Regions from separate parts of the Mus musculus genome. Here regions 1 and 3 are each linked to region 2. A link is a loop called in an ENCODE intact Hi-C map of the cell type or tissue named here. Cell type or tissue: heart. All regions are shown on one strand. Each heading gives the region's core, and the rest is flanking DNA. Links, peaks and the distances in the headings are about the cores only. Region 1 has its middle 26 kb from the start of Gm34075. Region 2 holds the start of Pnpt1 (polyribonucleotide nucleotidyltransferase 1). Region 3 has its middle 44 kb from the start of Gm34185.

What was found. Hi-C counts contacts between places; a loop is a spot of excess contacts. Peaks named below come from ENCODE experiments on the same cell type or tissue, not always from the same donor. Only the 100,000 strongest peaks of a DNase experiment are listed, where the experiment ranks them.
Region 1: a loop joins it to region 2, with 5 times the contacts of the local background. A loop is called at or near these places in 11 of 42 quality-filtered maps.
Region 3: a loop joins it to region 2, with 10 times the contacts of the local background. A loop is called at or near these places in 2 of 42 quality-filtered maps.

What each region holds. Positions count from the first base shown.
Region 1 is chr11:28,606,571-28,616,985 of GRCm38, forward strand. No RefSeq gene overlaps it. Among named protein-coding and RNA genes, the nearest start is that of Gm34075, 26 kb to the right of the region's middle. In heart, for the core only: a CTCF peak has its summit at 4,381 (motif pointing right); no DNase peak of the experiment used is centred there.
Region 2 is chr11:29,126,325-29,136,739 of GRCm38, forward strand. Pnpt1 (polyribonucleotide nucleotidyltransferase 1) reads left to right here and starts at 4,420. Exons shown (of 28, transcript NM_027869.2): 1 at 4,420-4,594; 2 at 6,521-6,581; 3 at 7,528-7,602; 4 at 8,276-8,381; 5 at 9,190-9,239. The coding sequence starts at 4,434. In heart, for the core only: a CTCF peak has its summit at 4,437; a DNase peak (open chromatin) is centred at 4,407; H3K4me3 peaks cover 1,591 bases; H3K27ac peaks cover 1,371 bases.
Region 3 is chr11:28,803,168-28,813,582 of GRCm38, forward strand. No RefSeq gene overlaps it. Among named protein-coding and RNA genes, the nearest start is that of Gm34185, 44 kb to the right of the region's middle. In heart, for the core only: CTCF peaks have their summits at 5,683 (motif pointing right) and 8,898 (motif pointing left); no DNase peak of the experiment used is centred there.

The DNA.
Region 1 (10,415 bases), core at 1,260-9,259, 520 kb before region 2:
TTCTACCACTCATACAGACAAATACATAAAAGTAAAAATAAGTAAAGTATAAAATAAAATAAATCAATAAAAGCCATTAGTTTGTGCTTCAGGAAATGTGCTTCAGAAATTAGACATATCAGTTACTCCTAAAGACAAATATATAAAGAGAAGCTGGGGGAAAAAAACCATTGTTTGAGATTTCATAAAGGAAGAGTTAAATCCTCTACATAAACTCAAGAACGTAGGCTGTGTAGCCCGTTCTCACCCTCACCCCCATGGACTTGAGCTTAAGGTTGCTGGTTTCTCTTACAAAGGAGCAGTAATTCTGACTTGGAACATAAGTTCTGGTGGCAGGAATTCAAGGCAAACTAAGAACCAAATTAAAATTTGGCTCTTATATAGGAAGATAAAGTATAAGAATTCTGATAGAAAGTGAAAAGGATGAGACAATTATACAAACGGACAATCCAATCTGGAAATTGCCTAATGTTCTACCTTCAGGACAAAAGAGAATCCAGGGAAGAAGAGAAGCACAAAACAAGACTGTGGAGGGACAGACATCTTAAATGAGACAGCACTTGAACTTTTCTGATACCTTGAAGAATGTATCTATAAGAGGGGTCTGAAGTGCCCTGTGTCATGCTGAGATTCTAGAGGATACTTTCTTAAACATTCAGAGGAATTTTTATCTAACATGTAATTCTATACTTTAAAAAAAAGCATTAGTAAGACGCCAATTTAAAACACAAACCAAGAATGAGAAAGCCATAGAATCCATAAAATTGAGGGTTCAGCACCAGAAAGAAAGGAAACCAAGTTTGAGCATGCTGGTTAATGCCATATAGTAGGGAGAGGGAGTTTATAGAACTCACCTCCAGCAGGAAGACAGCAAGTGAGGGATGGGATTGCCATCCCACAGTCACATCTCTGACCCATTATTGTTCTTTTCTGAAAGAATTACAGGGATGGAAATGAAGAGGATCCTGGGGAAATGAAGGTCCAGCAACAGGTCCAAAGTGGGATCCAACTCAAGGGGAGGTCCCAAGGCCTGACACTATTACAGAGCGCTCACAAAAAGGGATCTATCATGACTGCCCCCCCAAATGACCCAAGAAGCAGCTAAAAGAGTCAGATGCAGATATTTGCACCCAACCAATGGACTGAAGCAGCTGACCCCTGTTGTTGAATTAGGGAAGGTTGAAAGAAGCTGAGGAGAAGGGCGATACTGTAGGAGGACCAGCAGTCTCAATTAATCTGGATCTCTGAGATCTTTCAAACCTCTATGGACCACCAAACAGACAGCATACACCACCTGATATGAGGCCCCCAACACACATGCAGTAGAGGTCTTTCGGGTCTGTGTTCATTCAGAGATGATACACCTAACCCTCAAGAGACTGGAAGCCCCAGGGAGTTTAGAGGTCAGGTAGGGTGGGGGGGTCAGAGCATCCACATGGAGATGGGGTGGGGTCAGAAGGAGATGTGTGATGTGGAGCAGTTGGAGGGTGGATGAAGAGGCAGATAATGGAATATGGAGTGTAAAAAATAAATTAAAAATAAAATTAAATAAATAAAAAAGAAACTCAAAGTAGACCAAATATCAGAGAACAGAAGAACTGGTGGGACAGAGGTAGGAAGTTGCCTCTATATTGGGGAAGACCTAAAGGGTGGTCGTTGGAAGTGATGAGCTTGTAGAGGGGAGTTTACTGACAAGCTTAGAAACCCTAAAGCCTCAGAACCACATGGCACATTGCTGACTTCTCCAAGGGGCCTCACGAATCACTTTGTCTGTCTACCCATGTTTTAAACAATGTGGAACAAAAAAACCTTAGGAATTTAGAATGAGGACAAAATAGCCTCTCTCTCTCTCTCTCTCTCTCTCTCTCTCTCTCTCTCTCTCTCTCTCTCTCTCTGTGATACAGCCCTTTGGCTAGTTTCCACTGTATGGAGTTAAAATTAGCAGCTGTCTGTATGGAGGAGACCTTCACCATATTCTAAAATCTGCTTCTACCTTGATATTTGGACTTTCCAAACCCCAGAATTGAAAGAAAGAAGCACATTAGTTATTTAAAACATCAAGCAAACAAAAATACTTATTTGGATCATATACCTTGATTTTGAGTGCCAACTGGACTTTCAATACCAGAAATGGGTAGATTTCTCCACTCAGTAGGGTAGAGCCAGCCTTAGAAGTAAGTGCAAAGAATGTTCTTTGTTTCCTGAGAACTTCCAAAGGAACTGACAGACAACAGGCTGTTCCACAGGCAATGCCCACCAGATCAAGCCTTTCCTATCTAAGAGAAAAGCAAGTGAATATATGAGCCAAGAGTCAGAGAGTGCACTGTAATATTTAGCTCAGCTCCATCCTCATAAAACAGACAGGAGTTCCCTCTTGACATCAACGAAGCAAACATGGAAAGAGATTTCGGTAGAAATCATAACATTGCCACAAAATAGAGGAATGCAGTACATAAGATAGTGCTAGCAGAAGACAGCCAAGTCTACATCCTCACAATAAAAAAAAAATTAGCAGATATCATTAAAATGGAAAATCAAGAAATCGTACTATGCTGTAAATGTAAACAGCCAAAGAAATAGCTAAAAATCAGCCGTAAAACCTGCAAATTGAATATTAGGCTGGAGGGGATGAGGGTGGGTGCCTCCTGCCACTGTGATAGGATGACTTTAGATAACATGCTTTAAAACTTTACATGAGGCTGGATCCCATAAGCTTGCTGATAGCTGACCATCATGGCATTCAGAAATGACAGTATCATATGCCATATACATAGCTCAACTTACGTTTTAATAGAAAATTAATTTGAAATAATTTTAAATTCTTTAAAGAATGGAAAGGACACTTCATATTTAAGGTACCCCTTTCCCTTTCTCTCAATTCTGATTGCCGTGCCTCCCAGGACCTCCTTCTCTATACTCATGTATTTGGCTTATCTGGTGTTTGTGTACCTTTACCTGTGGCCATCTTCCCTGCTAATTCTCCACCATTGAGGTAAAGGCTCTGCTAATGTCTCTAGAAGCCATCATAAACATTAGTTTCATGGTGTAGGACCTCAGTACTTTTAGAATAAATAAATGTCATTTCTTCATCTGACTGGTTGGATAAACTTTTAAGATTTAGGGTTATTATCTTCCTATTCTAGGACTCAACATCTTCATCAAGCTTATGATTTTTCAATTTGCAGAATCCAGTCTCTTCTTTCTCTCCTTCTCCTTCTCCTTCTCCTTCTCCTTCTCCTTCTCCTTCTCCTTCTCCTTCTCCTTCTCCTTCTCCTTCTCCTTCTCCTTCTCCTTCTCCTTCTCCTTCTCCTCCTCCTCCTCCTCCCCTTCTTCTTCTCCTCCTCCTTTTCCACCTCCTCCTCTTCCTCCTCCCCTTCTTCTTCTCTCCCTCTCTCTTTCTCTCTCTCTCTCTTATACTTCCTCTCTCCCTCCCCTTGTCTTCCTCCCTCCCCTACCTCCCAAGGAAGCCTATTTTCTTTCATACATGTAGTTCCATCTTCACTAATCATATTCAGACTCTCTCTGAATTGTGACAGGATATATGGTCCCCTTAGGAGAACTGGAGGCTAAGCAGTCAGCATCTCTGTGATGAAACTCTACAAAATAACCTCAGTATAACCATCATTTATTCTCCATTCTTATTCCATGCAAATTAAACAAATAAGTTTATCTTCTTCTCTTGGAAGTCTGGAGTCAAGATCTGTGCCTCATCAGTATACTCCAGGAATACCACCACTTTAGTGAAGCCAAGGTCACTCTCATCTCCACCTTCCCATTAGAATGAGACCTAAAGTACCAACTGCTCAATTACCTTGAAACTAAACAGGGCCACAGAGCTATTCAGAAGTCCCTGTCTCTGTGAAGGTGTCTATGGGGGTCCACAGCACAAACAAGGAAATATTAGAGCCAAGTAAAAGAGCAGTATCAATCACACAGTTCTCTAAGTCAAACCAGCCAAGAGCAGAGATGCTCAACCTGGTAATGCATCCCTCATGTTATGTTCAGCCAAATGTATATGTGATGATCTAAGTGAGGGCAACCCCACTGATGGAAGTACCAAAGGCTCATCCTCTGTCACTCAGATAGAGAGCATGGGTGAGTCTTTCTCACTGAGACCCCACTTTTCGTTTGTATCATGAAAGTGCAAATGTCTTGAAAGTGGTAGGATTTTAAGAAAATACTGAAGGTTTCTGTAGATGTCTAATGTCTGACCAAATATTAAAACAAAATATCACAAATATTGCATACTAGAGTTGGCATGACAATTTCCAGTATTAAGCAAACATCACATCTCTTCTTTTGTTTTCTTCTGCTTTACATTTAAGTTCTTTACCCTTGCAACACTTTTTAAAAAAAATCTATTGTTCTGCTTCTCCAGTAGATGGCAGCCTATTACAACTTTCAATTGCTTTCTGCCTACACACTCATTTCAGTCAACAAAATAATTAGACAAACTAGATAGACAGACAGACAGACAGACAGACAGACAGACAGACAGACAGATAGATAGATAGATAGATAGATAGATAACAGAATTCAATTTTACATACAGGAAACTATAAAGCTATTCAAATGTTTTAACTTTTAAGGTTTTTTTGTTTTATTTTGTTTTTAAGCCTAGAGTTCTGCATAAATACTGTATTACATTGCTCCTACCATGCTCTCCTTTTGGTATCAGGAATTGACTTGGTAGATTACCTCTGAACCCAGTGACATAACCCATAGGCTACAGGGACCCATGAATCTGTTGCCATGGCAATCACATTTCCAGAGTCCACTTCCCACCCTTACCTGCAAGCAGTTACCTCAGGGCCTAAATAAAAGGCAGACTCATCAGGGAAATGCAAATCAAAACAACACTGAGATTCTACCTCACACCACTCAGAATGGCTAAGATCAAAAATTCAGGTGACAGCAGATGCTGATAAGGATGTGGAGAAAGACGAACACTCCTCCATTGCTGGTGGGATTGCAAGCTGATACAACCACTCTGGAAATCAGTTTGGCAGTTCCTCAGGAGATTGGACATAGTACTACCGGAAGATCCAGCAATACCTCTTTTGGGCATATACCCAGAAGATGTTCCAACTTGTAATAAGGACACTTGCTCCACTATGTTCATAGCAGCCCTATTTATAATAGCCAGAAGCTGGAAAGAACCCAGATGTCCCTCAACAGAGGAATGGATACAGGAAATGTGGTACATTTACACAATGGAGTACTACTCAGCTATTAAAAATAAAGAATTTATGAAATTCTTGGGCAAATGGATGTATCTGGAGGATATCATCCTGAGTGAAATAACGCAATCACAAAAAAGCACACATTATATGCACTTACTGATAAGTGGATATTAGCCCAGAAATTAGAATATCCAAGATACAATTTGGAAAACACATGAAACTCAAGAAGAAGGAAGACCAAAGTGTGGATACTTTGTTCCTTCTTAGAATGGGGAACAAAATACCCATGGAAGGAGTTACAAAGTTTCGAGCTAAGACAGAAGGTAGGCCCATCCAGAGACTGCCCCACCTGGAGAACCATCCCATAAATAACCACCAAACCCAGACACTATGGCAGATGCCAACAAATTTTGCTGACAGGACCCTGATATAGATATCTCTTGTGAGGCTATGCTAGTGCCTGGCAAATACAGAAGTGGATGCTCATAGTCATCTATTGGATGGAACGCAGGGCCCTCAATGGAGGAGCTAGAGAAAGTACCCAAGGAGCTAAAGGGGCCTGCAACCCTATAGGAGGAACAACAATATGAACTAACCAATACCCCCCACGCCCCCCCGAGCTTGTGTCTCTAGTTGCATATGTAGCAGAGGATGGCCTAGTCGGCCATCAATGGGAGGAGAGGCCCTTGGTCTTGTGAAGATTATATACCCCAGTATAGGGGAACCCCGGGGACAGGAAGCAGGAGTGGGTGGGTAGGGGAGCAGGGCAGGGGGAGGGTATTGAGGACTTTCAGAGAGGAAACTAGAAAGGGGAATCGCATTTGAAATGTAAATGAAGAAAATAGCTAAATAAATACTCTAAAGTCTAAAATTAAAAAAAAAAAGCAGACTCTTCCTGACCTTCACTCATTTTTTCTCCTCTCTCTCTTTTCCCCTTTGTCTCTGTCCCCCCACCCCCTTTCTCCACATACAAATAAACCTCGGCCACAGGGAACCGCATTGACCTGGTGTGGTCTGTCTGGACTGGAGCCGCCCCCAACATAGGAGCTAGAGAAAGTAACCAAGGAGCTAAAGGGATCTGCAACCCTATAGGTGGAACAACAATATGAACTAACCAGTACCCCGGAGCTTGTGTCTCTAGCTGCATATGTATCAGAAGATGGCCTAGTTGGTGTTGCAAACTTTATATTCCCCAGTACAGGGGACCGCCATGGCCAAGAAGTGGGAGTGGGTGGGTGGGGGTGGGGGGTAAGGGGGAATGTTGGGATCGCATTTGAAATGTAAACGAAGAAAAGACCTAATTAAGTAAATAAATAATTAAGATAACCAATATAAAATTTAAAAAAAAAGAAAGAAAAAGGAAAAAGAAAGAGGAGAGGGCTGAGTCTAGCCAGGCAATTAAGTATCTTAACTGAAGATTTTAACCTATCCTTCCTCTCCTCGAAATCTAACACTTCAGGCTAATTCCCCGCTCTATAGCAGAACACTTGCAGTATGATCCATCCCTCTCTGACCCTCATCTCTAATGAATCACCTAGACATTCTCCTCCAACCTTACTTTCCCAAAGTCATCACATTATGCCAGCCCACAACTCCAGCACAGCATTTCCCAGAAACATGCTGGCCTAACAAACCAGGGAGACAGGTAGTCTAATTGCAGATACTCCCCTCTCTGTCATCTCCACCAAATCCAATCACTAGGCCTTACCCCATCTCTGTAGCAAACCACATTCTCCAGCCTTCACCCTCCCCCAATTCCATATCTTCTTCAACATCTTTTCTCATTTATACTGTTAAAACAGCCCCCAACTACAACAGTGTTCCCTGGAAACCCACCATCCAAGCCTATCAGCAAAGTAGGCAGGCCAGCTTTAGATGTTTATACCCCTCCCTCCACATATCCATCTCCTAGTATCATGACCAGTTTTTTTATTGAATATTTTCTTCATTTACATTTCAAATGCTATCCCAAAAGTCCCCTAAACCCTCCCCTTCCCGCCCTGCTTCCCTACCCACTCACTCCCACTTCTTGGCCCTGGCTTTCCCCTGTACTGGGGCATATAAATTTTGCTAGACCAAGGGTCCTCTTTTCCCAATGATGGCCAATTAGGCCATCTTCTGCTACATATGCAACTAGAGACATGAGTTCTGGGGGGCTAATGATTAGCTCATATTGTTGTTCCACCTATAGGATTGCAGACCCCTTCAGCTCTTGGATACTTTCTCTAGCTCATGACCAGTTCTATACAAGACTCCCTGTTGTGACCTCTCTTTACTCTCGGACCCCATTCCTAGGGTTTAAGCAGATCGGGTGGAATATCCTTCTTCACTTTCTCCCGTGGAGCCTTTAGCCCCATTCTTCCAGCCTATACATATGGCTAAGTATCAATTCCAAATGCTCAGAAACACATTTTATCTAGAATACCCAGTAGCCTCACCTATCAGGATCCTAGAAGTATTCCCTACCAGGAAACACACAGCTACCACATATGGAAAAAAAAAAAAAAACCTAGAAATAAAATATTCACCCAACATGAAAGAGAAGATATAGGGACCTAAAACACAGAAACAGCCAGGAAAATATGTCTCCACTAAACCCAGCAGCACTTCCACAGTAGTCTCTGAGTATTACATCACATCTGAAGCACAAAGACCTTAAGACAGCCCTTATGAATGTTATAGATCTCTTTAAAGAAGAAATTTCTTAAAGAAATCTATGAAAACACAAACAATGAAAGGAAATGAATAAAACTCATCAAGACCTGAAAGTGAAAATAGAATCAATAAAGAAAACCCAAACTGAGGGAAATATATAAATAAAAGTTTTAGGAACTTGAATAAGATCCTCAGAGGCAAGTCTCACCATCAAAATATAAGAGATAAAAGAAATTAAATTTCAAGCATCTAAGACACAATAGAAAAAAATAGATACTTTCATCAAAAAAATGTTAAATTTAAAAAACTTTTGTCACAAAACATCTAAGAAATCTGAGACATTGTGAAACACCAAATCTAAGAATAATAGGTAAGAGAGAGAGAGAGAGAGAGAGAGAGAGAGAGAGAGAGAGAGAGAGAGAGAGAGAGAGAGAATGCAGATCAAAGGCACAAAAATATTTTTCATCAAAGTCATGTATGAAAATTTCCCTAAAAAAGAAGATGCCTATCAAGGTACACAAGACATACAGAACACCAAATAAACTGGACTAGAAAACAAAGTCCCCCCAGCACACAATACTCAAACCACTAAATATAATAAACAAAGAAAGAATATTAAATGCTGTGAGGGAAAAAGACCAAGTACCATGAAAAGGGAGACCTATTAGAATTTCTCTTGACTTCTCACTGAAGGCTCTAAAAGTGAGAGGGGCTTGGACATGTGTGCTTCAATATCTTAAGAAACCAAAGGTGCCAGCCCAGACTACTATAATTAATACTACTATAGTTCAATTACTATAACTGAGAAATAAGACAATAAGATTCTACGATAAAACAAAATTTAAGCAATATTTATGTACAAACCCAGTTCTACAGAAGGCTCTAGAAGGAAAACTCCATCCTAAAGAGTGTAATGACACCAATGCAAACACAAGGAATGATTAATCCCTGACCAGCAAATCAAAAAGAGAAACACACACACACACACACACACACACACACACAAGAAATGAACCTTAACCTCCAGTCAAGACATCAGCTCAAAGGCAAAAGGATGAAAAAGATATTTCAAGCAAGTTACCTAATGAACAATCTGATGTAGCTGTTTTAATATCTGACTTTCTGTTAGTCTATGTCTTTTATTGGAGAATTGAGTCCACTGATGTTAAGAGATATTGAGGAAAAGTAATTGTTACTCCTTGTTATTTTTGTTGTTACAGGTAGCATTATGTTTGTGTGCCTATCTTCTTTTGAATTTGTTGAAATGCCAGGCCAGGTTACTATACCAAGCAAAACTCTCAATTACCATAGACAGAAAAAAACAAGATATGTCATAACAAAACCAAATTTATACAATATCTTTCCACAAATCCAGCCCCCCCCCACACACACACGTGCACACAGCTGTGCATACATGCACACATGCACATATAGATACTGTTAAAAATTGCTTCCCAGACAAGAATTCTATTTGATTCTTTATACTAGAGCCTGCCAGGGACAGCATCAGGAAACTACAAATAAATCCTACCTGCTATTATTTTATCAATTATACCTTTATTAATCAACAGAAAATGGACATGGTAGAGATATCACTGTTAATTACTAAACTGGACTAGTAGAATTAAACCACATACTTATTTTCTAGTGACCATGAAGCCTTATCTTTGCTAACCATCTTACCCAGAACCATCTCAGTCAATATTGAGAATCCCTGGAGTCTGGTTCTCTTCTATATTCAGAGTCTACGGTTCAGAAAAATGCTTCTGAAGACTAAGGCCTCTTGTCCAGGCACTGAGATCAGCTTTCTGACTAAATGTTCTATATATCTTCTTGTGCCTGTTTCATTTGCTCTGCCTCTCAAATTTTGCAACCAAACAGGTGAAGGAATTGAACAAAACCATCCAGAATCTAAAAATGGAAGTAGAAACAATAATGAAATAAAAAAGGGAGACAATTCTGGAGATAGAAAAACTCACCAACAGAATACAAGAGATAGAAGAGAGACTCTCAGGTGCAGAAGATACCTTAGAAATCATTGATACAACAGTAAAAGAGAATGAAAAATGCAAAAACTCAAAACATCCAGGAAATTCAGGACACAATGAGAAGACCAAGCCTAAGGAAAATAGGTATAGAAGAGAGTGAAAATTTCAAATTAAAGTGCCAGTAAACACCATCAACAAACTTATAGAAGAAAACTTACCTAACTTAAAGAAAGAGATGCCCATGAACATAAAAGAAGTCTACAGAACTTCAAGTAGACTTCTTGAAAATTTCCAGAAAAGAAATTCCTCCCATCACATAATATTCAAAGTAACAAATGCACAAAACAAAGAAAGAATACTAAAAGCAGTAAAACAAAAAGGTCAAATGACATATAAAGGCAGACCTATCAGAATTAAATAGACATCTCACCAGAGACAATGAAAGCCAGAAGATCCTGGGAAGTTGTCATAGAGACCCTAAGAGAACATAAGTGCCAGGCCAGGCTACTATATCCAGCAAAACTCTCAATTACCATAGATGGGGAAACCAAAGTATTCCATGACAAAACTAAATTTATACAATATCTTT
Region 2 (10,415 bases), core at 783-8,782:
GACCTTACCATGCTACAAAAGGCATATCCTTTTCTACTTAAAACTTTAAGTCAGTGGGGTTTACAGATAGCCACAGAAAAGGTCCAAATTTCTGATACAGGACAATTCTTGGGCTCTGTGGTGTCCCCAGATAAGATTGTGCCCCAAAAGGTAGAGATAAGAAGAGATCACCTCCATACCTTAAATGATTTTCAAAAGCTGTTGGGAGATATTAATTGGCTCAGACCTTTTTTAAAGATTCCTTCCGCTGAGTTAAGGCCTTTGTTTAGTATTTTAGAAGGAGATCCTCATATCTCCTCCCCTAGGACTCTTACTCTAGCTGCTAACCAGGCCTTACAAAAAGTGGAAAAAGCCTTACAGAATGCACAATTACAACGTATTGAGGATTCGCAGCCTTTCAGTTTGTGTGTCTTTAAGACAGCACAATTGCCAACTGCAGTTTTGTGGCAAAATGGGCCATTGTTGTGGATCCATCCAAACGTATCCCCAGCTAAAATAATAGATTGGTATCCTGATGCAATTGCACAGCTTGCCCTTAAAGGCCTAAAAGCAGCAATCACCCACTTTGGGCAAAGTCCATATCTTTTAATTGTACCTTATACCGCTGCACAGGTTCAAACCTTGGCAGCCGCATCTAATGATTGGGCAGTTTTAGTTACCTCCTTTTCAGGAAAAATAGATAACCATTATCCAAAACATCCAATCTTACAGTTTGCCCAAAATCAATCTGTTGTGTTTCCACAAATAACAGTAAGAAACCCACTTAAAAATGGGATTGTGGTATATACTGATGGATCAAAAACTGGCATAGGTGCCTATGTGGCTAATGGTAAAGTGGTATCCAAACAATATAATGAAAATTCACCTCAAGTGGTAGAATGTTTAGTGGTCTTAGAAGTTTTAAAAACCTTTTTAAAACCCCTTAATATTGTGTCAGATTCCTATTATGTGGTTAATGCAGTAAATCTTTTAGAAGTGGCTGGAGTGATTAAGCCTTCCAGTAGAGTTGCCAATATTTTTCAGCAGATACAATTAGTTTTGTTATCTAGAAGATCTCCTGTTTATATTACTCATGTTAGAGCCCATTCAGGCCTACCTGGCCCCATGGCTCTGGGAAATGATTTGGCAGATAAGGCCACTAAAGTGGTGGCTGCTGCCCTATCATCCCCGGTAGAGGCTGCAAGAAATTTTCATAACAATTTTCATGTGACGGCTGAAACATTACGCAGTCGTTTCTCCTTGACAAGAAAAGAAGCCCGTGACATTGTTACTCAATGTCAAAGCTGCTGTGAGTTCTTGCCAGTTCCTCATGTGGGAATTAACCCACGCGGTATTCGACCTCTACAGGTCTGGCAAATGGATGTTACACATGTTTCTTCCTTTGGAAAACTTCAATATCTCCATGTGTCCATTGACACATGTTCTGGCATCATGTTTGCTTCTCCGTTAACTGGAGAAAAAGCCTCACATGTGATTCAACATTGTCTTGAGGCATGGAGTGCTTGGGGGAAACCCAGACTCCTTAAGACTGATAATGGACCAGCTTATACGTCTCAAAAATTCCAGCAGTTCTGCCGTCAGATGGACGTAACCCACCTGACTGGACTTCCATACAACCCTCAAGGACAGGGTATTGTTGAGCGTGCGCATCGCACCCTCAAAGCCTATCTTATAAAACAGAAGAGGGGAACTTTTGAGGAGACTGTACCCCGAGCACCAAGAGTGTCGGTGTCTTTGGCACTCTTTACACTCAATTTTTTAAATATTGATGTTCATGGCCATACTGCGGCTGAACGTCATTGTTCAGAGCCAGATAGGCCCAATGAGATGGTTAAATGGAAAAATGTCCTTGATAATAAATGGTATGGCCCGGATCCTATCTTGATAAGATCCAGGGGAGCTATCTGTGTTTTCCCACAGAATGAAAACAACCCATTTTGGATACCAGAAAGACTCACCCGAAAAATCCAGACTGACCAAGGAAATACTAATGTCCCTCGTCTTGGTGATGTCCAGGGCGTCAATAATAAAGAGAGAGCAGCGTTGGGGGATAATGTCGACATTTCCACTCCCAATGACGGTGATGTATAATGCTCAAGTATTCTCCTGCTTTTTTACCACTAACTGGGAACTGGGTTTGGCCTTAATTCAGACAGCCTTGGCTCTGTCTGGACAGGTCCAGATGACTGACACCATTAACACTTTGTCAGCCTCAGTGACTACAGTCATAGATGAACAGGCCTCAGCTAATGTCAAGATACAGGGAGGTCTCATGCTGGTTAATCAACTCATAGATCTTGTCCAGATACAACTAGATGTATTATGACAAATAACTCAGCAGGGATGTGAACAAAAGTTTCCGGGATTGTGTGTTATTTCCATTCAGTATGTTAAATTTACTAGGGCAGCTAATTTGTCAAAAAGTCTTTTTCAGTATATGTTACAGAATTGGATGGCTGAATTTGAACAGACCCTTCGAGGCTTGCCATCATTCAGGTCAACTCCACGCGCTTGGACCTGTCCCTGACCAAAGGATTACCCAATTGGATCTCCTCAGCATTTTCTTTCTTTAAAAAATGGGTGGGATTAATATTATTTGGAGATACACTTTGCTGTGGATTAGTGTTGCTTCTTTGATTGGTCTGTAAGCTTAAGGCCTAAACTAGGAGAGACAAGGTGGTTATTGCCCAGGCGCTTGCAGGACTAGAACATGGAGCTCCCCCTGATATATGGTTATCTATGCTTAGGCAATAGGTCGCTGGCCACTCAGCTCTTATATCCCATGAGGCTAGACTCATTGCACGGGATAGAGTGAGTGTGCTTCAGCAGCCCGAGAGAGTTGCAAGGCTAAGCACTGCAATGGAAAGGCTCTGCGGCATATATGAGCCTATTCTAGGGAGACATGTCATCTTTCATGAAGGTTCAGTGTCCTAGTTCCCTTCCCCCAGGCAAAACGACACGGGAGCAGGTCAGGGTTGCTCTGGGTAAAAGCCTGTAAGCCTAAGAGCTAATCCTGTACATGGCTCCTTTACCTACACACTGGGGATTTGACCTCTATCTCCACTCTCATTAATATGGGTGGCCTATTTGCTCTTATTAAAAGAAAAAGGGGGAGATGTTGGGAGCCGCCCCCACATTCGCCGTTACAAGATGGCGCTGACATCCTGTGTTCTAAGTGGTAAACAAATAATCTGCGCATGTGCCAAGGGTATCTTATGACTACTTGTGCTCTGCCTTCCCCGTGACGTCAACTCGGCCGATGGGCTGCAGCCAATCAAGGAGTGACACGTCCGAGGCGAAGGAGAATGCTCCTTAAGAGGGACGGGGTTTTCGTTTTCTCTCTCTCTTGCTTCTTGCTCTCTTTTCCTGAAGATGTAAGAATAAAGCTTTGCCGCAGAAGATTCTGGTCTGTGGTGTTCTTCCTGGCCGGTCGTGAGAACGCGTCGAATAACATCAATGCTTTTATTTCCTTTTGATTTATGACTCAAAATTACTACTATTCTAATTATTTTAGAGTGACATTAGGAAACATAGACTCCTTCCCATTTTAATATACCTCTCCAAAACTTACAACTGAATGAATGGTAAATTATTCAAGGGGTTCTCAAAAAAAAAAGTTTTTTCTTGTTTTTTGTTTTGTTTTGTTTTGCTTTGCTTTGTTATGTTTGTGTCTAAGTGTGTGCGAGTTTGCATGTGTGTGGATACACCAGTGTGTGCAGGTGACTGGGCGTGTGTGCCTGTGTGCGCGTGCGCGTGTGTGTATATATATATATATATATATATATATGTGTGTGTGTGTGTGTGTGTGTGTGTGTACGTTAAGAATGTGTGGAAGCCAGAGGTTAAAGTACGGTGTCTTGCTTGATAGCGCTCTACTTATTTTTTGAGGTAGGGTCCCTTGCTGAACCTGGAGCCCTCAGGCAAGTCTAACAAGCCAGGATGATTCATGGATTCATTCTCAGCCTCTGAACGTTGGAATTACAGGTGGCCTTCCATAGACACAAACCTAGATCTTTAGGTAAGAACCAAATAATCGTGAGTTGTTCAGTATTTATTTACTGTTACATTTATTAAACACATTGTTCTAAGACTTTCTTTCAAACCGTGATAACACTAGCGCGCGCGCGCACACACACACACACACACACACACACACACACACACACACACGGCGCGGGAAGTATTAAAGGGCTTTCTTTAAATCTATACATTTTTTTTAAGGTAGTACTTATTTTTCACCGATAAGGGTGGGGGAATAAAAGCTGACTGAAAGAAACGCATTCTGGTGGTTTGACTCTGGCAATTACAGAAAGCCTGCAAGGATTGCTTTCCCGGCAGTTTGCAGGCTCCACGGAAACGAAACTGCGTCCGACTCCGCCCACAGGAGTGCTGGCCAATGAGGCGCTGCCCAGGCCTTCCACGCTCTGGGTGTCATGGCGGCCTGCAGGCTGTGCTGCTTGTGCCCGTGCCTCCGACCGCTGGGCTGCGGCCCCCTCGGCCGGCCCGGGCGGAATCGGGCACTCAGCTATTTGCAGATGCGAGCGTTGTGGAGCAGCACCGGATCCAGAGCGGTGACTGTAGACCTGGGACACAGGTGAGAAACGGTGTGAGTTCGCGGTTTTCACGCGGCGTCTGTCTTGTCCATTCAGCCCCAGAAGTCAAATCCCCCCCAGGGTAGGAATCAAGCAGCCTAAGTCTCTTAAGTTCTCTACTCCAAACCTAAGGTCGAGATTTCCTTTTTCCGGATTTAAAGTCTGTCTCCCTTTCCCAAGCTGGCCGCTGCCTTTTGCCTCTTCATCTTCCTCCTAGCCCTGCGGTGAACTTCCTGAGTCCTATTGCCTGTGCCCCAGACATCCTTTCTCTATTTTCCGAGACCTCGAGCTCTGAAGTAGGAAACCCTAGGTAATGCGTTATCGTTCCGTGCCCCAGGTCCACTGATGGCCGGTGTGAGCCGGAGATGAATGCCAGTTATAAGATGCACATAGTCCTGTTAAACCTGTAGTGAAAGTACAGTTACCATCCAACAAAAGGTCAAAAAGGCAAATTTCTCAGTTAACAAGACACACGGCGGGGGTGTATATGTGGATATTTTAAATAATAGGTTTTTTTAAAGCTTTTCCCTAAAGCTCTACTTTTTGTGGCAGGCCGCTGCCCCGTGTCCTCCCTTGGCATCCGATTACTCTTCCCATCACTGTGTTCTGCTTGTTCATTCTATCAATCTTCTTGTTTATGTTCATAGAGTATTTAGGTAGGCATTCACTCACATGGTTTGGCATATAGAAACTTCAGAACTCTTCCATTTATTCCCAAATGCCTACTTCCAAACCCCAGAGGCTAGCTATGCTATGGGTCCACTATGTATTTGGAGGTATTTTATACAATATAATATTGAAAAGTAAATTGTTATGAGACAAAGTAAACAACAACAACAAAACACCATAAACTTAATAGCTTTCTTGGAACAATCAAAATTACATGTAAACACCATAAACTTAATAGCTTTCTTGGAACAATCAAAATTACATGTACTCCCTACCCCCCAAAATCTTTCTGACTTTCTGCATTATTAGAATTCATTGAATAACATACTGTTTCAGTTCTGATATCGCAATTTGTCAGGTCGTTCAAATTTCCTTTGATATAATCTGGTTGTTGACAAACATGCTTTTATTCCACCATCAATTGCTAACTAATACCAACTCTCTGATTGCACATTATACTTTGTACACTAATAATATTTGTGTATTTCTATATATTTCTGTGCATATTAAAGATGCTGCATAGTTCAAAGATTTGAAAGACTTATTAGACTAGAGGCAAAGAGCTAAGACACATACTGAGAGACTACAGCTGGTAGTCCCATTTGGAGAGCAGCTGGAGGCCCATAGGGCCAAGCCAGAGGGTAGAGCTCAGCTAAAGATTGAGGGTCAGAACTGGGTCAAGATGGATGGACATATGAGTCTATTTTGAGTTTTTATTTTTATATGAAGTATGTGACCATCTCAACATCTTTGTTAAGTTTTTAAGCATTCAAAATGTTATTTATCAGAAGATAGTCTTTATTATTTTTAACTTAGCGTACAAAACACTGTTATATATCAGAACATGAAAGTCTTTGTAGTCAATATTCAAAAGTTTGTATTTTTTTCCATAAAGTAATAGAGAAATTTTAAAATTATTTTAATAGGGAAGAGAACAGTTTGTGTGTTGGGTTAATACAGCCAACAAAGCAAGGGACGATAAGAGACTGAGCTGAGTCATAAGATGGGAGTTAATAGTTAGGAATTCCGTTTTCTCCCTACCATACTTCCTTCTCCAGATGCATCTTTTGCCTTGGTTCTCATTGTCTTTAAGCTGCGCTTAAATCTCTTGTGCTTTTGATGGTCACAACTCCTACTTACTCTTTTTTTCTCTGACAATTGGGAGCATTTCATTCTTTTTTTCCCCTCGATTCTCCAATTATTTTTACTTAGCAAAGACTTGTACTGGTATCTTGTATTACATTTTTCCTTTTAAACAGAAAATTAGAAATATCCTCTGGGAAACTGGCAAGATTTGCTGATGGCTGTGCTGTGATACAGGTAGGAAACCAGTTTTTGCTTTAATCATAGTGGCTGGGTATCTTTGTAGCATCATAAGTAATCATTGTGGTATTGGGAACTAGTTCAGACACTACTAAGGGTCTTTTTTTTTTTTTAAAGATTTATTCATTTATGTATGCAAGTACACTGTCACTCTCTTCAGACACATCAGAAGAGGGCATCAGATCCCATTACAGATGGTTGTAAGCCACCATGTGGTTGCTGGGATTTGAACTCAGGACCTCTGGAAGAGCAGTCAGTGCTCTTAACCTCTGAGCCATCTCCTCAACCCCTACTAAGGGTATTTCTAGTGTCAGAACCACACTAAGCCATCAAAGTCAGTGTTGTGTATATTAAATACCCTTAAGTTCTCTTCTAAACTGTGGGCAGTATTGGAGTCTGTTAATAAAATTCATTATGCCTTTCTAGAAAAAGCATTCTCGCTATTTTTTTTCATTGTAATCCTTGGAAATTTTTCTTTATAGTCTAAATTTCTTCTTAAAGAGTAAAAAATATGATTCAGTCCATTGATGTGACTAAGCTGTTAGCCATTTCTTCATGTGAAAACATCAGTGAATATTCTAATACTGACCTTGGTCAGATAGAAAGGATCAGAATTGGACTAGTTGTGGTCATATGAAATAAGAGGTCTTTTGTTGAACCAGGCTTGCTGGTGCAAGAATTTAAACCCAGTGCCCTGGACCTCTATTGGTAGAAGTAAGTAGATCTCTGTGAGATTGAGGTCAACATAGTGAATTCCAGGCTAACCAGGGCTACATAATGAGACATTATTGAGAGAGAAAGAAAGACAGACAGACAGACAGACAGACAGATGTCTTCCATTGAGTTTATTTGGAGCAGAGAGTCATTCAATTACTGTTTACACATTAATGTCTGATTTCAAAGAAATTTACTGATTTTCTTTATATCTATATCTTCAATCAAGTCAGGCGATACTGCAGTAATGGTCACGGCAGTCAGCAAAACAAAAGCTTCGCCTTCCCAATTCATGCCGTTGGTGGTAAGTACGCTGACTTATATGGGCCTCTAGAATAGTGTATACGGAGAATTCTCACTACCCTGTTGAAGCGTCTGAAGTTAAGATTAAAATATGTCAGAAATGACGGCCTGTAGTGTTTGGGACTATGTGTCAATTAAGAGAATGAAGTGTTTGCTAAGAGTGGGCTTACTTCAGAACATCCAGCTTGATGAGGTCAGTGGGAGTACAGGAGTACTTTGGTGTTAAGGAAGCAATTAATTCATTGTTTTTGTGGGTTTTCTTCCAGTTGGGGTCTGCAACTATATGCTAAGAATTCATTAGGATGTTTGTGTCTTTCTAATATGATAAGCAGAAGGCAGTTATGTCTCACAGAGTTGATGCACAGAAAGCAGGGGAAGGGGCACTATTTGACGTGCTTAAGGTAAGCTACTGTAGACAGTCATGAGACTAGTCAGTCATCTGGCTGTTAAGTGAAGGGCTTTTTTAAATTAGTTGGTTATAAAGTACTCTATATACTTTTCTTCCTGTGAGCGTCTCAAGAGAATGCTAAAAGCAAATAAAATATTATCTACTTGCAGTGTAAAATATGTTGTTGGCAACCTCAGGAAAATTAAGACATATATAGCAGTTCTTGGGATATATTGTTACTTAAAAAAGGAATTGTGTTAACTTTAATTCTTCTTTGCTACTTCAGGTGGACTACCGACAGAAGGCTGCTGCAGCAGGCAGAATCCCCACAAACTACCTTAGAAGGGAGATTGGCTCCTCTGACAGAGAGGTTCTTACAAGTCGAGTAATAGGTAAGCTCTTAGCAGAGGCACTCCCCTTCTGGCACAGTGCTTCTCCAGTCAGCTCAGCTACCTTTCATTGTGTGACGGTTACCAGATAGTATTTACTCTCTGCTCCCTCAGATGAATGCTTCATGAGAGGGAACAACTTGTTTTGTCACTGCCAAATCCCAGTACATTGTATAGCCTGATGAAGAGGCTGTCAGTAAACACTGGCTAAATGAGTCTATAGAATGTGTGAATCCCATGCCCATGCCTGTTTTGTTGTTGATTCTTTGTGTTTCTTCATTTTTATGTTCAACTTAGTAACTCCTAAAAGCATTGTATTCATCAGCTATTGAAGTGTATCTGTCATCTTCTAAGTCTTTTTTGTGAAAGAAGAGGTACATGCGGAGGAGGAAGAAGAGGAGAGGCTGGTGGTGGTAGTAGTAGTAGTGGTGTTGGTGGTGGTGAAGAAACCCAGAGCTATGTAATACTAAGTTATATCACCAGCCAATCTTTGACATCTGCAAATACTGTGGGATCATTTATAGCTTATAGCTTTTCCTATCCAATAATTGCTAGCTTATATATATTTACATGTATTCCTCAGTCATAGTAAACCAAAGAAATATGTTCTTTTTGTCTGCTGTTAGTATTCAGTCTCTTCCTTGACTTTGTTTTAGATAATGGTCCATATTAATGAAAGTATTAATTAATGCTTTTCTTAACACCTGTTTGTGTCTGTGACATATTCAACAGCTATCTTATTATTTCAATAGGTTTTTGTTCTAAAGCAGCTCTGTCAGGACTATTTAATATCTTTGTCTTGTTTTGACAGATCGTTCAATTCGCCCTCTCTTTCCAGCCGGCTATTTTTATGATACTCAGGTAAATGCTGCTTTGTTTGTTACCAGATATATTTTTTAAGTTAGTTAAGTTTTATAATTCTTTCTAGAGAAAGCTAAATTCTAAAGAATTCTGATCATCTTATGCATTCTATTTTAAGTCATTTTAAAAAGCATTACTTTAAAAAACCATGTGATTGGTATCATTTTGTGCTGACACCTGAATATGAATAGCAGTAAGTGACTGTTGGGAACTCTGTAGGAAGTTTGAATGAGAATCTAAAAAGCCCTGCATTAAGAAATAAATGAGTAGCCCGGCGTGGTGGGACACGCCTTTAATCCCAGCACTCAGGAGGCAAAGGCAGGCGGATCTCTGAGTTCGAGGCCAGCCTGGTCTACTGAGTGAGTTCCAGGGATACACAGAGAAACCCTGTCTAACCAGTACCCGCGGAGCTCGTGTCTCTAGCTGCATATGTATCAGAAAATGGCCTAGTCGGCCATCGTTGGGAAGAGAGGCCCCTTGGTCTTGCAAACTATATATGTCTCAGTACAGGGGAATGCCAGGGCCAAGAAGTGGGGGGAAGGGGAGGGGAGTGGGGGGTATAGGGGACTTTTGGGATAACATTTGAAATGCAAATGAAGAAAATACCTAATTAAAAAATAATTTAAAAGAAAGAAAGAAAGGAAGGAAGGAAGGAAGGAAGGAAGGAAGGAAGGAAGAAATGAGTATACATAAAAGATAGTGTGATAGTCATGAGTAGCCAGATTAGGTGTCTTGGCTTTGTAGGTCAAGTTTATAATAGCCCACTAAGACAATTAACATAACCAATAGTTCTGATTTGGTTAACAAGATCTAACTTTCTATAGCTCAGGCTGGCTTTGAAGTCTATGCCTATCCTAGGCTAGCCTCAAATGGCAGTCTGTCTGCCTTTGTCTTGCAAGTGTTTGTTAAAATTACAGCAGTGAGCCATTATGACCAGCTTGTCGCAACTAATTTAATAAATAACATGTTTATTTCTAGGTCATCTAAACTTCGGTGTTGATCATATGCTTTAGTCAGGCATACATACTCACATAACCATTTTATTTTACTGCACTAAGAAAGTATACCTTTGAGAGGATATCAGAGCCTCGAGGAAAGAGTTCTTTAAGAATTTAGCATAGGTATCTTTGCAATGTGAACTGATAATAATACAAATACATAGCTGACATTTACAGG
Region 3 (10,415 bases), core at 1,100-9,099, 320 kb before region 2:
ACAGAGTGAGTTCCAGGACAGTCAGGACTACACAGAGAAACCCTGTTTCAAAAAACAAACAAACAAACAAACAAACAACAAAAAAGGAGTTGCTGTGGTCATAGTGTCTCTTCACAGCAATAAAACCTTAAGACATAGATAGGGTTGTGTGTTGGAGGAGATAGGAGGAAGAGGAAGGAAAATGATGAAAATATGTTGTATCAAAGTCTCAAAAAAATTAAAAATAGGAAAAAAACTCTAATATTGGGTGTGGTAGCAGGCATTTATAATCCTAGTGCTGGGAATGTAGGAGACAGCAAATTCCTGGGGCTCACTCACTGGCCAGCCAGTCTCACCTATTTGGTAAGCTCCTGACCAATGTGAAACCAGACCATGTATAAATAAACAAGCAAAGAGGCACCAGAAAACATGGCAGATTATGCCTTAGAAACTGTTGCTGTCCCTTGCTTCTATTCACACATGCACACAACACAAGCACACACATGCACACAACACAAGCACACACACACACACACACACACACACACACACACGCGCGCATATGAACAAGCACGTATGTGTGTTCACGTTAGAATAAATGGAATTAGTATCCTAAATTGCCTTTCCCAGTTTCTGATTCAGAGTTACAGAGGGATATGACTTAGACTCCAATGGGAAAGCCTAGGTGTGATTTATCACAGCAAATTTTCTTTGACATAAACTTCCCACACCTTTCTTCCATCTATCAAAAGTGACAGCCGTTTCAGGAGAACCTAACAGTTCCAAAGGAACTCTTTCACATAAGGAACTATTGCACATGTGTCTTGCTTTTGGTTTGGATTTTTTTGTTTTTTGTTGGTTGGTTTTTCCTTTCCTTACTTGGAGGTTCCTCTTGGCCAAAAGTCACTTTGTGACTCTGACAAAGAGTTTGCTTCTAGCTTTTGCCTTTCCTATCCCTGTTCTCTTGGTCTCTGCAGACCTGTGTCCCACTCTCATTCTTTTCTCCCTTTTACCTGCTTATCCCCATACTCAACTCCTATCCACTTTGTATTCCTAAGGAAATTTTGAAGAGAGGAAATGGTTTTAACATCTTGAGAGCATGCTGGTAATCAAAGCAGATGCTTGAAAAAACTATATGTCCTGTCCAGATCCTCCCAAACTGAGAGCTTCTCATTCTCTCTCTCTCTCTCTCTCTCTCTCTCTCTCTCTCTCTCTCTCTCTCTCTCTCTCTCTCTCTTTCTCTCTCTTTCTCTTTCTCTCCCTCTTTCTATCCCACTGAATGCAATTGAGCTGGTAAACTATATGTATTGAGAGCTTCAGGTATAGGCAAGACCCCCTGTGGAGGCAGAACTTTACTGGTAGGGTTAGTGAGTTCCTGAATAGTCCCTGGTAACCTGGATCCAAGTGGATTAATTTAGAACCCAACTTCCAATAAATTACCTATGGAATACTTCCTAGCAAACATTGTTTAAAAATATATATATACAAATAACTCTTCCCTGTTTCAAAAAAGATTACCTTTCAAACAAAAGAATGCATCTGGAATAAGATTAATTTAAATTTAAGTCAGAACTCTGCCATGAATAAATTCCTATAGGTCTGTTCTACCTCTGTAAGATGTACATGAACTATGCCTAGATGAGAATCCATGAAATGGATCTGTATGAAAATTAAATGAGGAAAAGGTACCTGGGATTCTGGGTGTTGGTCAGTCCTCATTAAAGCAATGAAGCTTCAATTCCCTCCTATCTTTCCTCTCTTTCCAGGCTTCACAGAAAGTGGGGTGTGGTCACTTAGTGAGAGAACATGAAGAGATTGTGATGATATTAAACATTTCCGCTGGGCCTACTACAGCCAGGCCTTATTCTAAGTGCTTTAACCCATGTAGTTGTTCTTTAAAACCCTGTATCTTCTCTATAAGCTCTGGCTTTATAGGTAAGAAGCTAAATTCTTGTAGGGTCCCTCTGCTAATAAGTAATAGACACAGTTGTTATTAGATCCTGGATTACCTAACCCTTGATCACAAAATGTCAGGCTAGAAAAGACAGGGGGATTGCCTTAGTGATAGTCCTTTGGTTTGCATACTGTTTTTAAAATCAGGCAAATGACTGGGAGAGAGTTCAGTCAGTCGAGTACTTGTCTTGAGAGCATATGGATATGAGCATGGTTCCCACAATCCACTTAAGTATGTAGGGTAGTAGTGTGTGCTTCTAACCTCAGCAATAAGGGGGCAGATCCAGGCAGATGCATGGGATCAAATGGCCTAGCATACTGGGTAAGTCCTAGTCGTGTGAGAAACCATGTTTCACAAAAGATAGATGGCACCCAGGGAACAATGTGGCTAACCCCTGGCCTCCAAAGAAATGCATAAACATGAACATATGCATACAGGGAGATCAGAGGAGAGGTTGCATATATTTGTGACACACAAAACAGTTCTAACAGGAGGCAGCTAATGGTAGTTAGCATACGCTCTAGACTAAGATCGCTAGGTCAACAAAATCTGCCATACTCAGTCAGGTTTAGTAGGATCTGCTTCACTTGTAATCTGAATTCTCACTTGAGTTTACGTTCTAGAAAGACAATGCAATAAACACTGTCTTAGCCAAGAAGAAGAAGCAAGAACTATGTTCGTTACTGTGCACTCAGTGGTTGACCTATTTAAATAGCATTGAGAACCAAAGGAATGTAGGAAAGAAGTCTGCATGAAATGTAATCAACAGTCGCCTTCAGCTCCCAACCAGCAAAGAAGATACTTGAGAGAAGTCTTCTAGCTAGATGTGCAAGTCATAAACTCACATATCCTAGCACCTAAGTACGAATCCTACATAGAAGTTTTCATGTAGGCAACAGGGTAAAGACTCAGTTGCTTCCATTGTTACTTGTATCCTTTTAACATTTGAATAAAGAGTCTGAATTCTCACATATTTCTTAACTTGAGCAACAACATCCCAACAATTTGTTTTCCTCCTTTATCTATTTAGGTCATGCTGATAGGTATGACTGTAAGGAGTACCCATGTATATAGTGAAATCTTCCTAGAAAACAGTGGCATTTTAAAGGCCTGAAGCCTATAAAAAAGGAAAGCCCTGGTTTACAAGTAAGGAACCATGTCGTGCCCAGCATGACTCCAGAGATGGACCTGACTAAGGTGGTGAAGGCATGAAAACAAGACAGACACAGGGACAAACCTGGGATCAGGCTGTCTAGGCTCTCAGTTGGAGGAGGCACAGCAGCTCAGAATCTCAGCATGTTTATTACATAGTGGATCAGGGAAGCAGGGTTATGGCATACAGATAAACAGGGAGACAGGGTTGATGGGGCACAGCTGGATCAAGGAGACACATTTAGCTAATCTAGTTATAAGCAGTCTCTGCTGGGGAACAGTCCTCAACCCATAAAAAACTGGGGCGGAAGGGGGGTGGCCTGTGGTAGAAATTTTCTGCACACAATGTTAACACTTGCACGTAGCTCCCCATTGAAGACTTTGCCATTTACCTCTGAACCTCACCCCAGGATTTTGCTATTTCTCCATGGGACCATGAGGCTCTAGAACCTTTAATGTGGTCTGGCTCAGGTCAATGCACACATTACTCAGGATTTCACTTGTTCAGGCTTTCTCTACTCCCTACAGAAACAGATTAAAGAATTTACCTAAAACCTCAGAGCACAGAAACTATCATGTGCCATGTTCTGTACTCAGGTCCATGTTCTGCTGGAGTCTTCACACTGCCTCCCTCAGATCTTCTCTACATGAGCTATTCAAGAAAGCCACCATGTTGTCACCATAGGCACAAAAATATCATATACTCTCTATATAGAGGTTTACCTAGCAGACATATCTTTAACCAGGGGAAATTTTGCATCATTCCTTAGCAACCCTCTCTTTGTAGAGTATATTTCTTGTTTCACCTTCATGGTTTCATTTCAATCAGTTTTATTAACTGAGACCAGAAAAAAAAATCACCAGTTTTTTTCTTTTTATCATTTTGTTTTGTTATGAACATGGAGTGGTGTTGATTATGTCTACAAATCTCTAAGTGAAATTTTACAAACCGTTTTCTTCTCTAGTCTCTTGAGTCGCAATCTCTCACAAGTACACAAACCATCCCAACCACTCTTCAGCTCTTTGTGGAATATGCTGAATGATTCTGAAAGACTTGGTCATTCCCCAAACACCACCCCAAAAACAAATCACTGGACTCCAGGATCCTCTTCTTGCAAAGTTGAACGGAGTTCAAATGTTCTATCTGACCTAGGTCCAATGACAATGAGGCTGTGTATAGAAGATGATGTGTATGAATTCTTGAAACTACCATGGCAAAGCGTGGTGAGGGAATTCTGTCTGGGTCTTCCAAAAACTCACTGCAATCTGGGATAACATGGGGATTTTTTTCACAGCAGCTATAGCCTAACCACAATGTGCACATGTCTGCTCATGTAACTAAAAGTTAACTTAATTTTAGTAATGTACAGCTCAAGTTGTCTCACATCCAAAACAATGAGTGTGGCCTACTTGGTGTTTCCCTACTTTATACATTTAAGCAGACAAAAGAAACTGAGAAAATAAACCAAAGAAAATAATTGTTGCCTGATCAAAATGATTAAAACATTTTTAATGGAACATTCCACGATGTGGACAGAGAATATAGAAAAGATATTTTCACCAAGATGAATTTGTTTTCTAAGAAATGGCCCCTGATCTGCAGTTTCCGCAAGGACCATTCATCTGTTTACCACATGCTGCAGCAAAGGACACACTTCACTTAGCTCCAGGATTTGCCTCAGACCCAGCTTATTCCCTGGTTGTTCTGCTAGGCTTCAAAATGGCCCCTACCTCAACAATTCTTGAAGACATTCCATGCGAAGTATCATTGGTGTGCTGTGAGCATGTAATGAACCCTGTGAACCATCTAAAAGAAAACAATATTTTTCAAACTACAACTATTTTGAAGAGTGTTCCCCAACTCCAAATGTTGTATTGCTGGTACCTAGAATAAATTCACAGCACACAGCAGATATTTAATAAATTCAGTACTTTTGTGAAAACATTTAAAAAGTCTCACAATGCCCTGTTAGTCTCCTAATAGCCATGCAATCTTCAAAGGTTTCATTGTATGTTATCCTCAATGGGTCTTTAGTTCACTAATTATAGAGGTATACATAGCCAAAAGGAAACAAAGTCCCAGAGACCAAAAGCCATCCCACCCTATCAATCAGCCCCCATCTACAGTTCTGGAGCTAAAAGGAAAACTAATTGCTTTTGAGTTACTTGTTTTATTTATGTGAAAACTGAAGCCCATGTTCTCAGGTTGCATAACTTAGCTTTCACTTAGCACTGTCTGAGTTCCACTTGTTATTTCCCATCCCTGTTTCTTCAGTAGGGAGCCTCTACTCTCTGGAGACTGACTACTTGATAGACTTGAGGATTTCTTCTTTAATCCCCACAGCACCACTGCGATGGTGGTGATAGGAGCCACAGTTTGAATTTCTCTTACCTACCAAGAGCCAGAGGTTTCCATAACTAAGAAGTGTGTACCAATGGGTAGACACAGCCTTCTATTGAGAGGATGGTCTTTACAATTCACCTGAGAATGTGAAATGTCTTGTTTTTAATTTCATGACTAGCTTCAATGGGAAAATACCATGGTTTCCCAAAACTATTGCGACAAAGAAGCAAATCCTTCCATTTGGCCACAAGGGGGCAGCTGGGACATTTCTCCCTAAATCTTTGAGTTCTAAACCACTGAAAAAATGGGCTTTGTGGCCTGAGCTCACTATGCAATCTAACAGTACCTTTCAAACAAGTTCTCAACATGTCACAGCATTTTCTCATGGTGTTTCTTGGAGTGTGTATTGTTTTGTTTTAAAACAAATTATTTTCCGATTTCTTTCCAGATCTAGAGAACGCTCTGGTTTAGAACTTTGAGCCAAGATTACCATCTACAAAGATCTTAGGAGACCAATAAATTGTTAGGCTAATTTGGAAAGCTACAGAAAATGTTTTATTTTAATTATGTTTGACCCCAGATAAAAATAAACAGTAATGATCATCTAATTCTGCTGCACTTAATAAAGCCTGCTCTAAGTGCTTCAGGACTTGCCAAATATTTGCCTCATCACCTAGATGCCTTTCGTCATTCCCATTTTCATGATATCCCAAAAACTTTCAAGTCAAAATTTATTGTGAAATTTTATCCCTGAGCTAAATAGTGGGAGGTCCTCAAACACACACACACAAACAAACAAACAAAACAAGCAAAGATTTGTGACAGCTTAATTCCACATCTTTATAGCTCTGCAAAAAACAAATTCACCTCATCATTTAGATACATAAATAGTTGGAAGTTAATTTGAAAAACAAATGCTAGATCTCATATATACGTGAGTCCTGGAGGGTGGGGTGTATATTCACATGACAGTTACAGGCACTTTAACGATATGGATTTTGTCACTATTTAAAATAGATACTTAAATGTGCTCCAAGGTTTTGTGAGTCCTTTCTCTAACCATCTTCATTAGAACTGTAACTCAGCCCAAACTCACACTCACACAGGCATACTCACCCTGCTCTAAGTCCTTGAATAACTTCTGATGTGCCATATATATGTGGCTTCGGTTACCCTCTCACTAACTCCCTTTCCTCAGCTACAAGATGCCTATGAGCAAAGCAGAACTTTGCCCTTTTCATTCAGTGCTATATTTTTAGTTTACAGTCATGCCTGGCATGCTATGGAAATACAGGTCTTTAGAAAAATGGTGTAATTACCAAAGGAGAAAGTTTCCTATTATACATTTGAAAATGGCTAATTTCAGACATTTTTTTTTATAATAGCCAGAAACTGGAAAGAACCCAGATGTCCCTCAACAGAGAAATGGATACAGAAAATGTGGTATATTTACACAATGGAGTACTACTCAGCAAGTAAAAACAATGAATTCATGAAATTCTTAGGCAAATGGATGGATCTGGAGGATATCATCCTGAGTGAGGTAACTCATTCACAAAAGAACACACATGATATGCACTCACTGATAAGCAGATATTAGCCCAGAAACTTAGAATACCCAAGATACAATTTGCAAAATACATGAGACTCAAGAAGAAGGAAGACCAAAGTGTGGATACTTTGTTCCTTCTTAGAAAGGGGAGCAAAATGCCCATGGAAAGAATTGCAGAGACAAAGTTCAGAGCTGAGACAGAAGGAGGAACCATCCAGAGATTGCCCCACCTGGGGATCCATCCCATATACAACCACCAAACCCAGACACTATTGCATATGCCAGCAAGATTTTGCTGACACGACCCTGATATAGCTCTCTCTTGTGAGGCTGTGCCAGTGCCTAGCAAATACAGAAGTGGATGCTCACAGTCATCTATTGGATGGAACACAGGGCCCCCAATGAAGGAGCTAGAGAAAGTGCCCAAGGAGCTAAAGGGGTCTGCAACCCTATAGGAGGAACAACAATATGAATTAACCAGTAACCCCCAGAGCTGTGTCTCTAGTTGCATATGTAGCAGAGGATGGCCTAGTTGGCCATCAATGGAAGGAAAGGCCCTTGGTCTTGCGAAGATCATACGCCCCAGTACAGGGGAATTCCAGGGCCAGGAAGTAGAAGTGGGTGGGTTGGAGAGCAGGGCAAGGGGAGTGTTTAGGGGCTTTGGGGGTAGCATTTGAAATGTAAATGAAGAAAATATCTAATAAAAATGAAAATGGCTAATTTATCTTAAATTTTCAGAAACTCATTACAATACATAGTAATCTTCTGGGTTAATATCAAAGTATATTAAAGCATTCTTGGGTTCGTGGTCATCGCTTAGAACATCTTCTGGAATGCCCAGTCACAGCTGGGCCCTATTTCCCAGGTCATCAAAGATGAGCCATGTTATTAGCAAAGGTGTTTCTCCTGAGTTGGCATACTATTACACTGGCAAAGGAGTAAATTACTGCAAATGTCATTGACCTGGAAGTAAGAGCCCATAGTTCTACTTTTGCCTTTGCCACCGGCCACCCAGGAGTTTGATTATCCATTTAAATTCTTAATGTTTCAATGTACTATTCCAAAGAACAAAAACAAAAAACAAACAACAGAAAGAAAACTGTAGAAGATTAACCTTGCCAATGCAAAAGACTTTTGGAGTCTCACTAAATACAGAAGTGTTTAGAAAGTTCAAAGCATTTTTCAAAGGAGGTATTTCAAAAAATCAATGCTTCCGGTTCTCTGTTAAATACACCTTTACTTTTTATGATGACCACAGACCTTTCTTTTCTTTAAGTCAGTGTCTCACTATGAACCTCTAGTTGTAACTTACTATCTAGGCTACAATAGTCTCCTAGAGCCATCCACCTGCCTCCATCTTCTAAATGGTTATCTATTTTTGATGGCTTAATGGACAGTCCTAGGCTTGATACATTTCTGTTAATCAAGAGATCTACCCCTCTTGAGTCAAGGTAACCCAACCCCCAGACTTTCCCTTTGCCCACGGCTTATTTGATTGACATTGAAAGTTTGTATTGGTCCCATCTCTCTAAGCAAACCTTATCTGGAAACCAACATTACATAAGAAGGAGGGATGTGCATCAAGCCAAAGTACCCAGCAGCCTTGCAAGTGTGTTTAGCTCTGGTAAATGAGTTTCTGCGGCTCATACTTGATAGACAGATATATTCTTTACTCTACATGATAGGATCACAAATCTCCCCCCTGCAAGCATTTCACAGTAGGTACTTAAAGAATGAACATTAAGGGGCTTTCTGCCACTGTCTCCCTTCTACACTCAGATACATCCTTCACACACTCACTTCTCACCTCCTGATGACTTTCTCATGTACTCATTCATTCAGATTATCAAGCCTGTCTGACTGAACTTCCTTGATACACCCAAGGGATACTGCACCCTTACTGTAGTCTGCCCTCTTGTGGTACATCTACAGAGATTCTGTACCTTGAGGGACTGACCGCCTTGTTTTGTTCTATTTCACCTCATGGCTTGTACAGATCACAAGACCTTCACTGTGGCTAACCCAAAACATGTAAAGTCATGCCTAAATTGACAAAGCCCCGAGCATGCACAGACAATATAAGCAGTCTTTAACTTCAAAAATAAATGGCATGCTTCAATTTTTTCTTTGAAGCATGCATTCTCTAGCACTTAGTATACATTTCTCTATGGGAATAGCACACCCATTACAAAAGTTATTCCTTCAGAAATATGTGAAGAGCATCTTCCAATTTTGTGCTGTCAGGTAGCTCAGTAGAAACAGAGGTGAGACAGTCAACCTCTTTCCTCCTGCACAACATAGGGGATAGTGGTGGAAGCAAATAGTACTGGAGCAGTGTCGTGCGTGAGTGTGTGTGTGTGAGAGAGAGAGAGAGAGAGAGAGAGAGAGAGAGACAGAGACAGAGACAGAGACAGAGACAGAGAGACAGAGAGAGAGACAGAGAGACAGAGAGACAGAGAGACAGAGAGAGACAGAGACAGAGGGGGCGGCAATCAGACCAGACCATACAGAGCACACTGACAGCAAAGAAGCCGGGGGTGGGCCTTCTGCCTAGGTGAAACCAAGAGCTTCCACAAAGAAATAATCAATCCTGCTGAGGCTGAAGAATGAGGAAGCAGACTGCAGGCAGCAGGCAGATGAGGGGGAGAAGGGTGTTCCTGGTATGTGGTTGTCAGATTGCCAAGCCAACACCCAAGCACCAATTTAACCCCTGTTTAGCTCTGCAAGTGGAGAGCACTATATCCAAAGCAGAAATAGAATAGAATTTTGTTAGCCAGCTGAAGCAAGCTGGTGCTGGGGCATCAGTCTAAGACCCTCAGAAAGGCATACATGGTCCTGGGCTGATTCATCAACCACCCACCATTATCTACCACAACTATCCTAAGGCAAAGAAGGAAAGCCATACCTTTTTTGGGACTGGGTGGGCTGTTCTTGTGCTTTCATTTTCTTGTAAAGTTTCAATGTGAATTTGAGGTCACGAGTCAGGCTTATTAGACACTGTACCTACAAGACAGGTCCACACCCTGAGGAGCTTAAAAGTGAGCTATGTAGGCAAGGATTATGCATATAAAATAACTAAGAGCATAAAAACATAGCTGCCAAAACAATGACACATGCTGTAAGCACTATACCCCAAGCCTTCATTACTTTCTCTTGAACATGCTCAGTTTAGTTCAACAAGTGTTTTACATTAAATGACCACTGCAGGTCTGTTGACAAGTTAAGATAGAATTCAGCAATGCAAAAGACAGTGTCCACAAAATTTTGCAAATGTAAATAAGTGTTCCTCCCAGAGATGTCAGATTAAGTCAACTCTGGAAAGACTCTAGGGAGTCTAATTAATAGGAATTCTTTTTTACTCAATATGGGGAAATACATCAACACTGAATAGGTCTGAGAAAGAATTTCCTACCAATCAGAGCTGTCCCAGCTAC